Linked DNA regions of Homo sapiens: region 2 is linked to region 1. Evidence: chromatin loops called from intact Hi-C (ENCODE). Cell type or tissue: PC-9. All regions are shown on one strand.

The links. A loop is a pair of places that touch in the nucleus more often than their neighbours do. Peaks named below come from ENCODE experiments on the same cell type or tissue, not always from the same donor. Only the 100,000 strongest peaks of a DNase experiment are listed, where the experiment ranks them.
Region 2: a loop joins it to region 1, with 7 times the contacts of the local background. A loop is called at or near these places in 77 of 110 quality-filtered maps.

The regions. Positions count from the first base shown.
Region 1 is chr11:102,492,592-102,500,591 of GRCh38, forward strand. LOC102723838 (a long non-coding RNA gene) reads left to right here. Exons shown (of 3, transcript NR_135076.1): 2 at 1,189-1,273; 3 at 5,916-6,210. Among named protein-coding and RNA genes, the nearest start is that of MMP7, 34 kb to the right of the region's middle. In PC-9, CTCF peaks have their summits at 3,002 (motif pointing left) and 3,204; DNase peaks (open chromatin) are centred at 1,130, 1,840 and 3,000; H3K27ac peaks cover 462 bases.
Region 2 is chr11:102,284,985-102,292,984 of GRCh38, forward strand. No RefSeq gene overlaps it. Among named protein-coding and RNA genes, the nearest start is that of BIRC3, 28 kb to the right of the region's middle. In PC-9, CTCF peaks have their summits at 3,127 (motif pointing right) and 3,330; a DNase peak (open chromatin) is centred at 3,157.

The DNA of each region.
Region 1 (8,000 bases):
AAGTTGAGGCAACAGTGAGGCTGCACTGCACTCCAGACTGGGTGACAGAGCAAGACCCTGTCTCAACAACTAAAAATAAAACATAGAATATCTTTAGGATTTTGGAGTAGAGAAGAATTATGATCATCAGGCCAGTATTAAAATATTTTGCATTTTCTGAGGACACATCAGAGAAAGTGATTGGGTTATGAGGACAAATTTGCCTAGAGCTCAATTCTGTGTTGTTATTTCAGGTAAGCATAGTCTTTCTTCAAAGAACCAAGGACTAGCCGAGTGTGGTTTCGTCTCTACTAAAAAAAGAACCAAGGACTGGTTATTTGTTGGTGGCTGAATGATTGGTTTGTGAAAAGACAGGAAACCCAGGCTGAATAGGGAATGGTGGTCTGGTCTTTGTGTTGACAACAATTAATAGGAAAACCCCAAGAGGCAGAATTTGGAGCCAAAAGGCAGTACGGGGCCCTGATGGATGATTCTATATGAAAATAGATTGTCCCTGAACATGGCTATCAGGGACAATCACGAGGCAAATGACTAAGTCCAGACACAAAGTCAGATATCCAGTAATTGTTGTTTGTTTTTGTTTTCTATATGTATATGTCCTTAAGATTATCTTATCGGAGAGGCAATTATTATTATTATTTTATTTTTTCGGGACAGAATCTGGCTCTGTTGCCCAGGCTGGAGTGCAGTGGCACGATCTTGGCTCACTGCAACCTCCACCTCCTGGGTTCAAGCAATTCTCCTGCCTCAGCCTCCCGAGTAGCTGGGATTAGAGTCACCTGCCACCACCTAATTTTTTAGGCTAATTTATTTTAGTATTTTTTTTCTTTTTTAATAAAGATGGGGCTTCACCATGTTGGTAAGGCTGGTCTCGAACTCCTGACCTCAGGTGATCCACCCACCTCGGCTTCCCAAAGTGTTGGGATTACAGGCGTGAGCCACTGCGCCTGGGGAGGCAATTAAAAAGACTTTGGAAACATACAAATATAGCTTCAAATGCAAGTGCTGTCACATCCCAGCCGTGAGAATTTCCTAATTTATGAAATGAATAAAATAATACCTACTTTTCAGGGTTGCTGTAGTGATCAGAATGTAGGTATGTAGGGTGGATTAGGGATGGCTGCACATTCTTTGTTATGTACTCACATTGAGAAATGGAGTTTAATAATTAAGTGCCTTATTCAACAGGTATTTAACGGGTGCTTACTCTGTGTCATGTGCCCTTCTTGCTGCTGAACAAAGTGGATAAATTCCTTGCCTGAAAGTAATTAAGGTAATACCTTTTAATCATTGTTGGTGATGTAATGGTTATTAAGATAACCAGAATATCGGGGTTTACCTAAAAAGACCTAATTGTCTGATATGGACACGTAAGAAATGAAGTTCAAAGGAAATCTGTCCTAAGTAAATTATAATTAACATCTAAGTATTAATCGTTAACAAGCTGAATAGACACCATATAGCTATTTCAAATTTAAATTAGCCTCTATCTTACCTATTATTTTTAATTTCTACCACTACCTTCTGGAAGCTGTGTAAATGAAAATCCTAACTGAGTAAGTTAACACAAATAAATACCACTTATCCATTCATTCATTCAACCGATCATTCAACAAATATTTTATTTTATTTATTTATTTTTTGAGGCAGAGTCTCACTCTGTCGCCGGTGTGCATCACCACACCCAGTTAATTTTTTGTATTTTTAGTAGAGATGGGGTTTCGCTATGTTGGCCAGGCTGGTCTCAAACTCCCGGTTTTAAGTGATCCACCCACCTTGACCAAAGTGCTGGAATTACAGGCGTGAGTCACAGCGCCTGGCTTCAACAAATATTTGTTGGACAACTTTTATGTGCTAAACTGTGCTAACCATTGTTTCTCTGAATGATTCAGACATAGACTCTGCTTTTTCTGCCAAGAACTCCACTTTTCATATCAAAATTATGGTAGAGGAGGAAAAACTTGAAAAAAAAGTGCTAGGTTAATCATATCTTTTATAACTGAATGATTTCTTAGATTAAGATATTTTAATCTATTTACTTTGAGGTAGATTGATCCCTGAATGACATAGTCTAGTTACTGATAACTAAAAAAGTACAATTAGGTGTTAAGTTTGAATAGAATTTCAATCCATTATTTAGGGTTCCTAAATTTTTCTATATACTGTAGTTGCTTGGTTTTATTCAGGGCTAGGGAAATTTGCTAATTTGAGAGGCAAGACAAAAAAGCCTGTCAAATGCATTTGTATTATGCCAAAGTAGTTCTCAAGGTATCTTTCAAGTGAATGTTTAGCACATATGCGTGCACACAAAACAAACTTGATGTTCACCATTATCAACGACTAGGATGGCAAATCCACTCTTGCTTTGTAACCAAGGAAAGTCACTGCTGCATGGTCGTAACGTGCTTAGTCTTTATGAAGATGCCTCAGCAAAAGATGACAGGGATATAAGACTGAGTTATTCCTTTGAAGTTTAACTCATTATCCTTTGGTAATCATAACTCCATGTTTTTTACCTCCCCAGTTAAAGTTCCAAAAGGCAACAGTAGGTCACAGCAGCCCCTTAGTCGGAGGTTAGGCTCAGGTGCAATTTACTCTCCTCTGTATGCTTGCTAGTAACCAAAGGAGTAACAGTTTCGCACACCAAAAATGATCAGAGTCAGTGGCCAGGGTTTACGTTTCATGACAGCCTTCTATACTTGTAGGAAATACAGACTTTACCGTTAAAGAAACTAATGTGGTCACCAGGGTCATGGTCTTTAGATTCACGTCATCTGGAGTGTAAAGCACTAGATCTGAATTCCCTTTTTGTTGATTGGGGCATTGACAATTGAACTGTAATGACAAAAGAGGGTATAAACTAGAACGTATGTTTGCTGATCCATACAGCATTTTTGTGGTAGCAAGTATTCTTTTGGTTAGAATTAATACATCTCTTCTGGTTTGAATGATAGTCTCCTGAAGTTGATGAAACTTAGTGGTTTCATAAGAGAAAGGGTGCCCTCATGTGGCGATTTAGAAACATAACAGCAAATTCTTTGGCATTCCCGGCTTCAAGGAGGAGGTGTATATTGCCTCATTTTAACTCTGGTTGTGTTTCTGATTACTTTTATCAGAAGAGTATGGCAGAAGTGAGGTTATATGACTTCTATGGCTAGATCTTAAAAGTCATACAGCCTCCATGGTGGAGAAGATGCCATGAGCAGGCAGTATGGTTGACAGTCCCAGCTGAGCCCAGATTTCCAATTATCTCCAGCAACGCAGCAGACGTGTGATTGAAGCCATCCCAGCCCCTCCCAACCAGCCCATCGGCCCCACAGAACAAAAGGATCACCTAGGGCAGCCTTGCCTGAACTCCTGGCCTACCAAATCATGAGACATAATAAAATGATTGTTGTTTTGAGCTACGGTTTAGGGTTCTTTTTATGCAATGTTCGATAACTGGACACTCCTTCTGTTAATTCAAGTTCTCTAAAAGCTGATACCAAGAGGATCGGATTCGACATAAAAGAGGTTTTTGGGGAAACACCTGTGAAGGATAACGGGTGAAGGAGTGGACTAGGTAGGGAGAGCTTTCAGACTCTGATGCAGGTCTGGAATCTGAAGGAAGAAAGATTAGGCAAGAAGAGTCTTAGGCTATCTCACAAGAAAATAAAGTATTTCCAGGCTGTGGTGGTGGGGGGGGAGGTCCTCAAGCCTGTTAGAAAGATTCTGCTTATCCCAAACACTTTATGTCAAACTGGAGTTTTGGACCTGTGTGCGGCATGCTAGAATTGATAGAATGTAGCTTAGAAACTCACGAAAACAACTTACAGAATCCCACGCCGGGCGCGGTGGCTCACGCCTGTAATCCCAGCACTTTGGGAAGCTGAGGTGGGCGTATCACCTGAGGTTGGGAGTTTCAGACCAGCCTGACTAACACGGAGAAACCCCGCCTCTACTAAAAATACAAAATTAGCTGGGTGTGGTGGCACGTGCCTGTAATCCCAGCTTACTCCGGAGGCTGAAGCAGGAGAATAGCTTGAACCCGGGAGGCAGAGGTTGCAGTGAGCTGAGATCGCGCCATTGCACTCCAGCCTGGGCAACAAGAGTGAAACTCCGTCTCAAAAAACAAACAAACAAACAAACAAACAAACAAAAAATCAACTTATAGAATCCCAGTGTTAGGACTTTCTCCCTCTCACATTGTATATCATCTATTATAACTCTGAAAATGTATTATAGTTTTTTTTTTTTTTTGAGACGGAGTCTTGTTCTGTCACCCAGGCTGGAGTGCAGTGGTGGTGCAATCTCGGCTCACTACAACTTCCGCCTCCTGGGTTCAAGCAATTCTCCTGCCTCAGCCTCCCAAGTATCTGTGATTACAGGTGTGCCCCACCACGCCTGGCTAATTTTTGTATTTTTAGTAGAGTTGGGGTTTTGCCATGTTGGCCAGGCTGGTCTCGAACTCCTGACCGCAAATGATTCACCCGCCCCCCCCCCACTTGGCCTCCCAAAGTGCGGCGATTACAGGTGTGAGACACTGCGCCCAGCCAAAATGTGTTATAGTTATTTTTTACATAGCCATGTTATTCATCAGACTTTGATATTCTTGAAGGCAGGATCTATGTGTTTTTTTTTTATCTTTGTATCCTTCTTCATTCCCCAAGTTCCTGGCTCAATGAATGCTTGTTGAATGACTAAGAATGATAGTGAAATCACATTCCCTGTGTGGTTCTCAGAACAAATTGTAATTCTCTGGATTTACTTATAAGGACTTCATTGTTGATGAAATATCTGAATATTAATTATGTCTTCTAAAAATATGTTGTAAACAGACTTGTAAATAATAGTGAAGAAAATCACATGAAAGGAGGAATTTCTCTTTAATGGTACTTTGCTATCTTAGTAAATAGTTTTTATAGTCTTTGCTAGCGCTGCTCTCCCACCATTTTCTGACAGGATTATGGATAGTAGAATTCATAACTCACTAGACTGACGTTTTAGTTGACTTCCTAGAGAATATATTTGATCTTGTAAGTTCTGTACCTAAAGACTTCCTTGTCACTGTATCCTATTGTGATGGTTCCCAGATTTTTGGATTTCATGGATTAATATCATTTTTTAAAAACTGGGATGCTGACACTTATTTTGTAAAGCAAGAACATCAAAAATAATCTATGGCCTATTATTACCATCATTTTACAAAAGAAAGGCTATGTTCGTAACAAAAAGAGGATATCTCAGAATTTTAAAATGGAATGGACAGAGACAGATTACAGAGTTAGTACATTATCCTTATTGTTCAGCATTCCTTTACAGTTTGGTACCAGCCTGTGTACCTGAACTATTGGCTGTAAATTAAAATTTCAACTTATTTAAGGCTTTCCTAGTTGTCCAGCAGCTGCCATTTTCCAGGGGCTGGGAAGGAGGAATGAGAATGTCCTGGGGACAATGCTTTTTTTTTTTTTTTTTTTTGAGATGAAGTTTCATTCTTGTTGCCTAGGCTGGTGGGCTGTAGTGCAACAGCATGATCTTGGCTCACTGCAACCTCCGCCTCCCAGGTTCAAGCCATCCTCCTGCCTCAGCCTCCCAAGTAGCTGGGATTACAGGCGCCTGCCACCATGCCTGGCTAATTTTTGTCTTTTTAGTAGAGACGGGGTTTTGCCATGTTGGTCAGTCTCGTCTCAAACTCCTGACCTCAGGTGATCTACCTGCCTTGGCCTCCCAAAGTGCTTGGATTACAGGCATGAGCCACTGCATCCAGCAGATGCTTCATTTTTACAGAGGCAACACAGGAGTTGCACACCTCACGTCTGCTTACATTCTGTTGGCCTAGACTTGGTTGGAGGAAGAGACCAGTGAGGCTGGGGAATTCTGGTCTGTAGCTCTTGGCCATGTATTTAACTAAAACTTGGTGTTTCTATTTTTGAAAGGAAGAGGAGAATGGATACTGGAGAAAATAGTGATCCATCACAGCCCACTCCTTTGGCCCTCCATGTAGCCAGGCTCACCATTTTTTCTCAGCAGTGGAGCGTAATCACCACATACCAACAACCCAAAGTCCTGTCTGGGTGCTGCATCCATCTCCAAGTCCAGGATCTCTGGGTGATGTGCTGTCCTCTCCATCAAGTGACAGGGTGGCTCTTGCCTCCCACACCTACATCCAGTATGTAATGATGTTGTAGAATGGTATATCTGCAATAAAATCTCTCTTTCACAAATGGAAAATTGGGAAATGGGAAATGAGCAGGACTCAGTGGTTTATAACAATGGCGAAATTCTAATGGGCAGAAAAACAGACTCCTTGCCCTGGCAATGGAATACATTCTTGGTTAGAACTTGTTCCATTTTCTGTGAGCAATTCTTTGTCTATTGTCCTTTACTCATTATTCTCTACTTTTTGCAAGTGTTAGAAATATGTGCTTGTAGAAGGCTGTTCAGATTTCATAGCCTTCTTCCTGCTGGTGCAAGATAGGTGTGCCTGATCTATTTGCTATATGCATTATTTAGAATAGGCTACAGACCCCAGAACCTAATGATTTAAAGAAAAGATAGTTCATTTCACTTTTACAGAAGAGCTCTGTGCCGGAGTTTCATACCAGCAGTGGCCCCTGCTCCATGCAGTCCTTTGAGGACTAACATCAGTAGAGAATGAGCTAAGCTTCTTGACAAGGGGATGTAGATATGCAGTGGCTTAAAAAATAGAATTTCATTTCTCTCTATATTTCTGACTGCTGGCTGGAAATCAGAGACAAGCAGAGCAAGCTTGGGAGCCTCATATTGAGGAGAGCTCCCGCACCCGCCCAGGTCTGTGCACTGCTGGACTGTTAGATAAAAGAGAAATAAAATTTGCTAGCTTTTCAGGCTGCAAAATGTAAGAAAAGCAGAAAAGCATAAGACCAACAGAGTCCCTTTAAGCTTTCCTAGATATCCCACATCACATTCCTGTATACTTGCTGTTAAGAAAGTTTGAGAAATGGTCTTTGATTTACAATGGCAATATTCTTAGCTAAAAATTGGGGCTCTCCAAAAAAAAAAAAAAAAAAAAAGAAGTGGAGAATGAATGTTTGAGTAGGCATCTAGTAGTCTATGCCATCCTATCTAAACACCAGGAGAAAATGAGTTGGCCTTTTCAGTGGCTGTCTTAGTCTGTTTTGTGCTGCTATAACAAGATACCACAGACTGGGTAATATATAAAGAACAAAAATTGACATCTGCAGAGTCTGGAGGATGGGAAGCTCAAAATCAAGGGACTGGCATCCGGTGAGGACTTTCTTGCTGTATCATTCTATGGTGGAAAGCAAGAGGGAGGGAGAGAGAGAGAGAGCGAGCGAGAGAGAACGAGAGAGTGAGCCAAACTTGTTTTTTTATAATTCCCATGATAACAAACTCCCTCCTGCAATAATGGCATTAATCCACTCATGAGGACAGAGCCCCCACAGCTTTGTCACTTCTTAAAGCTTCCACCTCTTAATACTGTTAGAATGACGTTTAAGTTTCAACATGAGTTTGGGAAGAGACAAACATTCAAGCCCTAGCAATGGCTTAGTTTGTTCATCTATAGTCACATGAAGTGCATTGCTATGTGTGGTTAAATATAGTTTAATTATTGTCAAGAACATTCCAGAAGACATGAAGTTGAAGAAAAGAAGTTCTACAACGGTGATGTGTTATTAAAAATGATTTCTTTCAGCCTAATAAAACTAAACCTGGAATAGCTATAATTTCTTCACTAAATTATTAACTCTGCAATGATAAATAGCTGGTTCCTTTTTAATACAAACATTTTTAAAAGACACTTTTATTCCATGGTAACTTGTGTTATTGTTTCTTCCTAACAGTCACACTTCATTTTTCAGATGAGATATCCTGTTTCTAACTTTCTCTTCCTTATTAAGGAAACTTTTTGCCTAAAGAAACTTTGTGATAATTATTTTTTATGTGCTTTTGAAAAATATTTTATGGTGTTATTATTACAAAATAAATTCCTGTCCATTATAAAAACACATATAAGGAAA
Region 2 (8,000 bases), 210 kb before region 1:
TACTCCAGCCTGGGCAACAGAGCAAGACTCTGTCTCAAAAAAAAAAAAAAAAAAAAAAAAAAAAAAACTGCCAACGGGACCCAATCTTCCTAAGAGGGTCAGTGGACCTTTAAATAGCAAGACTTGGGCTGTTCTGAACTCCAGGAATATGGAGCTAAATAGCCAGAAAGATGCCAATGAAGCTGGCACAGCCGTTAGGATTTCTATTCAGTTCTGCATGTTCCTTTACTATCTATTATTTGGCTTGAAAAATCTAGGGCCCAGACTATAAGAAAGACAAAACAGAATGGAAGCTAAGATGGCCAGTTTTTATAGTAAAAAATCTATTCCAAGGGGATTGGGTTGACACTTTCTCTATTTGCAAATAGAGAAAAGTAAATTAAAGAAGAAAAAGCCACACAAGGTATTTTTTTTCTGAACATATGTATTTAAAATATTTGTCACTGCATTTTGACTTATTCAAATTGTTTAATATGATATTTGTTGGTTGTATTTTTAGTAAAATGGAATTAAAGGCAGTTTGTATTTTGGCAACCTATTTTGTTCTGGTATCTTGGAGAGTGGAGTGAGGGGAAGACGATCTGAGAAAATTCTGGCATGGGGAGAGATGAGGAATGGGAGTTCTTTTTCACCTTCTAATGTTCTTGAGAATGCATCTCTTGGGGCTCAGGAAACAATACCCCAAATATGGCACTTTGGCCTCCTGAGTACTTTGATTTTTTTTGTTTGTTTTTTTGAGATGGAGTCTCACTCTGTCGCCCAGGCTGAAGTGCAGTGGTGTGATCTCGGCTTACTGCAACGTCCACCTCCCAGGTTCAAGTGATTCTCCTGCCTTGGCCTCCCGAGTAGCTGGTGTTACAGGTGCCCACCACCACACCCAGCTAATTTTTGTATTCTGAGTAGTTTGAACTAAAGGAGATTGGAAAGCCTCAGAGGCAGTTTAAGGAGCAAAGTCTCAGGGGCTCACGCCTGTAATCCCAGCACTTTGGGAGGCCGAGGGAGAAGGATCGCTTGAGCCTAGGAGTTCAAGACCAGACTGAGGAACATAGGAAGACCACATCTCTACAAAAATTTTTAAAAATAGCTGAATGGGGTGGCACATGCCTGTAGTCCCAGCTACTTGGGAGGCTGAGGCTCTCGAAGGATCTCTTGAGCCCAAGAGGCTGAGGCTGCAGTAAGCCCTCATCGCACCACTGAGCTCCAGCCTGGGAGACAGAGCCAGACCCTGTCTCAAAAACAAACAAAAAACTCCCCAAAACAAAGAAGCAAAGTCTTTCTCTGACCTTCTCCCACCTGTCTGTTTCCCATCCACCTTCCTTCCCTGAAGTGAGTCATAGAACCATAATTCCTCTTCCCAACTTTGGGTCATAGAAATTAGAATCCCTCTCCCTGCAAAGTGAGCCATAACATCTAGAAAGGTTACTCTCTCCCTTCTCCCTTGAACACCCTCATTCAGGAGGGGTGCTGCCTCATACCAGAGAGGAAAGAATGCTGCACAGAGAGGCCAAGAAGAATCTGAACGGACAGGACTTGCTGGGTTTCGCTCCCCAGTCTCTGACTTTCATCCAATCACATTTCTACGTGGTTGTCCATTCTTCATCAAACCTAAGAATAAAAATAGAAAGTTTTTTCTGGGTCTTTGGGTCTTCATTTCTGAAGGCTCCTGTGTCATCACAAAATACTTTGATTAAATAAATTTGTTATGCTTTTCTCTTGCTAATCTGTCTTTTGTTATAAGAGTTTTGGCCGTGATCCTTATGAAGGGTGAGACAAACAATTTGGAAATGGCATGCAAACAGATAGGACTACCTCCATTATCGTATGTAAGAATAGCAATTATGGGCCGGACATGGTGGCTCATGCCTGTAATCCCAGCACTTTGGGAGGCCAAGGCCGGTGGATCGCCTGAGGTCAGGTGTTGGAGACCAGCCTGGCCAACATAGTGAAACCCCATCTCTACTAAAAATATAAAAAATTAGCCGGGCAAGGTGGTGGGCACCTGTAATCCCAGCTACTTGGGAGGCTGAGGCAGGAGAAGTGCTTGAACCCGGGAGGCAGAAGTTGCAGTGAGCCGAGATCGCGCCATTGCACTCCAGCCTGGGCGACAGGGCGAGACTCTGTCTCAAAAAAAAAAAAAAAGGGGAGTTATTAATTTTATTAATCACATGATGGAGTCTTTCTGGGGAGAACAGGTGGCTCCCAAGCAGGTCCAAGCATGGCTTGAGAGAGCAGGGAAAGGAGACTGACTCTGCTTTTACTTGTGATTAGAGGGTAGGGTTCTTACTTGGCCAAGGCTTGCATGGTTTGAACTCACTTTCAGTGCCAAAGGAGGAAGCACTCAGGATTTCTTATCACCCCGCCCAGAGGTGGGGCAAGGAGAAGGAAGTTGGCGGAGGGGGAGGGGGGGCTTGAAAACTGTCAGCAAACATCAAAAATGGAGTCAGACTATGAGAATAAAAGAGTTTAAAAACCTCCTGTTTACTTTTTTTTTTTTTTTTTTTTTTTGAGACGGAGTCTCGTTCTGTCACCCAGGCTGGAGTGCCGTGGCGCGATCTCGGCTCACTGCAAGCCCCGCCTCCCGGGTTCACACCATTCTCTGGCCTCAGCCTCCCGAGTAGCTGGGACTACAGGCGCCCGCCACCGCAGCCGGCTAATTTTTTTTGTATTTTTAGTAGAGACGGGGTTTCACCGTGGTCTCGATCTCCTGACCTCGTGATCCGCCCGCCTCGGCCTCCCAAAGTGCTGGGATTACAGGGGTGAGCCACCGCGCCCGGCCCCTGTTTACTTTTTTTCTCTTTCTTTGAAATGGAATCTATGTTGCCCAGGCTAATTTTGGAACTCCTGGATTCATCTTTTCTACATTAAAAGATAATTTTCACTTAAAAAAGGGAACAAGTAGCTTTGTGTATTATATTTAATTTTGGCCTCCAAGTTTGAAACATCTGAACTGTCAATTAATGAGGTCTACACTACCGCTATGGGGCTTGGGACTTGTCTGTCCCTGGTTAGAATGTTTCACTAGGGAAGAGACTTCAGAATCTCTCTTGTTACTGTTAAATAGTAGCGGGCACATAGTAGACATGTTGCAAATATTAAATGGATGGCTGGTGGATAAATGGATGGATGAGTTCAAGAGAGTTGCCACTAGATGGCACTGTTTATTTGGATCTGTGTTGCAAATTTTCACAGGCATCTCAACAGTCCAGGGGAAGGTGGTGGCTATTCTTCGGGATCACGTCAGCCACGTATGTCTGAACTCCCCTGATCCTGCCCCGTTATGGCTGCTCCTTCATCCCCCACCAGCCCTCGAGGGGGTTGAGAATCATGAAATTTTCTCCTTGGAAATAATCTCAGATATTATCTATTCTATTGCAACTCCCCAAATTTTCAGGCTAACAAAATGGGGGGCAAGCCGTGAAACACTGCAGTGGGAGTGTAGCTGTCAGCAATTGATTTAGTTCAGATGTCTCAAACTTAGGAGCCAAAAATAACGATAATATGCTGAGCTATGTGTTCATTCAGAAAAAAACAAAAACCAAAAAACAAGAATTTCCTGCAGCGGACTTAACACCTGCATCCTGCGCCCACCATGATCCAGCCCCTGCAGTTACCATGCCCCTACTCCCCCAACCTCCCCCGACCTCCATCTGTTGTAGCAGACCCAGAAGGTCCTTCCCTAGACTTACATCTAATATTTACGTTTCACTCCCCGATAAGCTGTAAGGATCCCTTGCTTTCTGCAAATCGACTAGGTCTGCCATTTTCATCCTTAAACCTGACCTCCTTCTCCATTTGGCCTCAGGCCCAGCTGACCTGGCCTTGTTTTCCTCATCATAAGTGACAGTTTTTTAAAATCTGAAACATTCTAGTTGCAAATCCCATTACTGCCTCTATAGAATCCTGCGGTTTTGATTTTATCTAATCCCAGCATTTAACAGCAACTGGGCAGCTCTGCTATATCCGGGCCTGTGGTAGTCTCATTATCATGCATTTTAGCAATTATTCAAAATGCACCTTTTCACATAGAAGAAGAGTAAGTCCAAGTCCAATCTAGCCATAATTCATTCACTCATTCAGTAAGCATTCACTACATGTATATTACATAGAACCGGGTTCGGTCATTGTTTATAAAAACAAATAAGGCATTTCCACTCCCCAAAAGTAGACATGCAATCAGATAAAGTACAATCAAGTACATTAAATGCTTAGTAGTCTAATGAAAATAAATAGCAGCGTCCTTTATCAGACTGAAATGAAATATTGTTCTGCAATACAGACCACTGCAACTCTGAGTTTTCATCTACAATATAAGAATGATAAACTCTACCTCCCAGGCTAGTATGAAAACTCAAGAGTGAGTGTGGATATATAAACAAAATTTCCTCAGTACAGCTCTTGGCCTACAACAGGTGTTCAATAAGTACTGTTCCCTTCTCCTTCTCTATAATAAAGGTATAAACAAAATTTTGTGGGAACACAGAGGAGGAAGGTTGTAAGAGTTTCCTGAAAACTCTGCAATCTGAAGCACAGAAAAAGAAGAAAGTTGTAGGCAGGGGGCAAAGTAAATAGAGAGATGCATCAGCTGGGTCCTCCGGGAAGCAGATCTGAGACAGAGTTAGTGCAAGAGGCTTAGTGGGAAGTAATGCCACGAAAAATGAAAGAGACTGGAGAGGCGGTGTTGGGTGGAAAAGCTCAGACAACGTTGCAGATCTGAGTCTCCACCCACCCAACAGAGAGCTCTGGAGCAATAGTGCCTGTTAGAGGAGTCCTGCATTTTGCAGAAATATCCAGGCCCTGGTTCCCCTCCAGGAAGAACATGACCTTAGCTAAAAAGTGGCAGATTCTGGAGGTAGTAACAGCAGAGGCTGCCAGCTCACTGCATTCTTGGCAGTTGAGCAGCAAAATTTTTTCTTGAAAAGAGATCTGAGGGGCACACCTCTGTGTCTGCCACAGTATTTTGTTCTACCTCCTTCTAAGACTTACAGAGTGCCAGTATGTCCAGATGCTGTGCCAGGCACTTTTTTCATTTATTCTTGCAACAGCTCTTTCAGATGGATAAGATCCCCACGTTTCAGATAGGCAAAGTGTGTTTCAGTCCATGCTCTTCCCCAGTGGCCTGCTTAAAACAACGTCAGTGGTGGTGGTTGTCTGAACCAGCAGAAGTTACTCCAGGGAGTGAACCTAACACAAGATTTGGATGCAGGGAGACACAAGCTGAAGGTAAACTGGAACTGACAGGTTCTAGTCAAAATAGTAGTGACCCTGATGGTTCAATACTCTTGAAAGAGAACTTTCAAAGATAATAATACATGGTTCAATTACCTATGGTGTAATTGGGATCACGTATTTCCCTTACTTGGAATTTTCCATGGCTTTCCATTTGTCTTAGTCACATCAGGCTGCTCTAACAAATTGCCATAGGCTCAGTGGCTTAAACAACAAACACCTGTTTCTCACAGCTTTGCAGGCCAGGAAGTCCAAGATGGAGGCACTGGCAGGTGTGGAACTTGGTGAGGGCCAGCTTCCTGGTTTACAGATATCTATCTGATTTGTATCCTCACATGGCAGAAAGCAGGGAGAGAGGAAGCAAACTCTCTCCTGTATTTTCTTATAAGGCCACTAATTCCCATTCATGAGGGCTCTACCCTCAAGACCTAATCACCTCCCAAAGGCCCCACCTCCTGATACCATCACAGTGGTGGTTAGGCCTTCAACATATGAATTTTGGGGAGCATAACTTTCCTCTATAACACCATCAGACTCAGAATAAAGTGCCTTATCATGGCCTTCAAGGCTCTGCTTGTCCTGGCCTTGCCTGAGCCTCTAACCCAGTGCTTCTCTTGCCCCCCGGGGGACATTTGGCAATGTCTGGGGCCTTTTTTGGTAGTCACAGCTTGGGATGGAGCAAAGGAAGGTGTTACTGGCATCTAGCGATACAGGCCAGGGATGCTGCTTAACATCCTACAATGCACGGGACAGCCCTCGACAAATAATCGTCCAGCCCAAAATATCAGCAGTGCCAAGGCTGAGAAGCCCAGCTCCCTCCCCTCCTATTGCTTCTCTCTCCTTATTCACTCCACTCCAGCCGCTAGCTCAGTGCAGGCCTCGACACATGTTCCCACTCTCTGGAAGCTGGCTTGTCTTCCCACCGCACCTCTCATGTTCAGGTCTCAGCTCAGATGCAACTTCCCCAGACAGGAGGCTGGCAATCTGTTCAAGGCATGTTCCTCCCAACCTCTCCTGTTATCTTCGCTCCCATCCCCCTGATATCTTTCTCCATGACACTCACCATGATTCACAAATCCAGATTTATTTGAACTTTGCCGTGCTTCTTTCTTGCTATACTATGAACTCCACACACTATATGTCCATCCATTAGTAGGTGCTAAGCATATTCTATGTGCTGAAAACATACTTGAGTGAATTAATAACATTTTCCAGAAAATGCCTTGGTTTGGGGAAGCTAAATTCCAGATGCATTTAGAGGGAAATTTCATTGCAGTTTAGTTACAGTGTGGCACTTATCATTTATTTTATTACTGATTATCCAAATTTTTGGCCATCAGCATGTTTTCAGAGACTGTCTTATAATATTTGCTTTGCCGTGGAGAACACCTCATTATTGCGATGGCCTTTCTTGCCCACCTGCCCACCCACCTCCTGCACTCCCCCTGGCTACCCTGGCAGTGCTCCTGTTCCTCACGAGCACTAGGCTCAGTCCCCTCCAGGGCTCCACACTTGCTGTTCTCTCTGCCCCTAGACCTTCCCACATGGCTCACTTATTTCAGATCTCAGCTCAAATATGAAATCTTCCTGGTTTACAGAAAGCCCAGATGGGCTTTCCTGAGCATCTCTCTAGAATCATCACTGCTGTCTCCTTCCTATCCCACTGTCTTTTCTTTTGGAGCATATCCACTATCCACTTGTGCACTGTCTCCCCAACTACAATGTCTGCTTACCAAGGACAGGACTTTGCCTGTCTTGTTCATGGCATCCGCAGCCCCTAGAATAGGGCCTCTGGTAAAGACTGTTGAGTGAAGAGTTCCAGAACACAGAGAAAGGTACACAGCAGCAGTAATAAGGATGAGCAACCTCTGTGCAGCAACAACTGTCCACCCTCTAAAAAGCTGCTTTCAGAAAGGAAGGGGCAGATTGTCCAATTTTCTCCAGTAAATGCTGCTACCATCTTCTCTGCTAGGAAGGGCTTTTTTAAAATTTTAATTTAACTTAATTTAATTTAATTTAATTTAATTTAATTTAATTTAATTTGAGATGGAGTCTCGCAGTGTCGCCCAGGCTGGAGCGCAGTGGCACGATCTCAGCTCACTGTAACCTCCGTCTCCTGGGTTTAAGCGATTCTCCTGCCTCAGTCTCCCAAGTAGCTGGGATTACAGGTGCCCACCACACCTGGCTAATTTTTGTATTTTGAGTAGAGACGGGGTTTCGTCATGTTGGCCAGGCTGGTCTTAAACTCCTGACCTCAGGTGATCCACCTGCCTCGGCCTCCCAAAGTGCTGGGATTACAGGTGTGAGCCACCACGCCTGGCCAGGAAGGGCTTATTTTGAGCCCAACCTGGATGAATTTCTCATGTGTCCTGTGGTATCTCACTGCCTCCTCAGCACACCACCTTGTTATTCTTACAGAAGGTGTGGTGCCAACAGCAGTGAGTGAGGCTACCCAAGCTTCCGGTGGGGAGGAATATTCTGGAAACAGAAGGACACAGATAGAAGGAGTTACAACTGATCTTATACTCTTGGTCATAACTCTATTATAATCTTAGGTCTAAGTCTCAGAACTATGAAACACTCTTAGGACATTCTTAATGTCCTTAGAAACTAAGAAAAACTTAGGAAGACTTGTCATATAAGGGAAGAGCCAAATGAATGATGTTCACAGTTCTGAATCATGTCAAACAGATAATCTTCATAGTGGCGTTTTAAATTTTCTCACCATAAGATGAGGACAGAGATCCGCTGTACCGTTCAGTGCAGGCTATGCA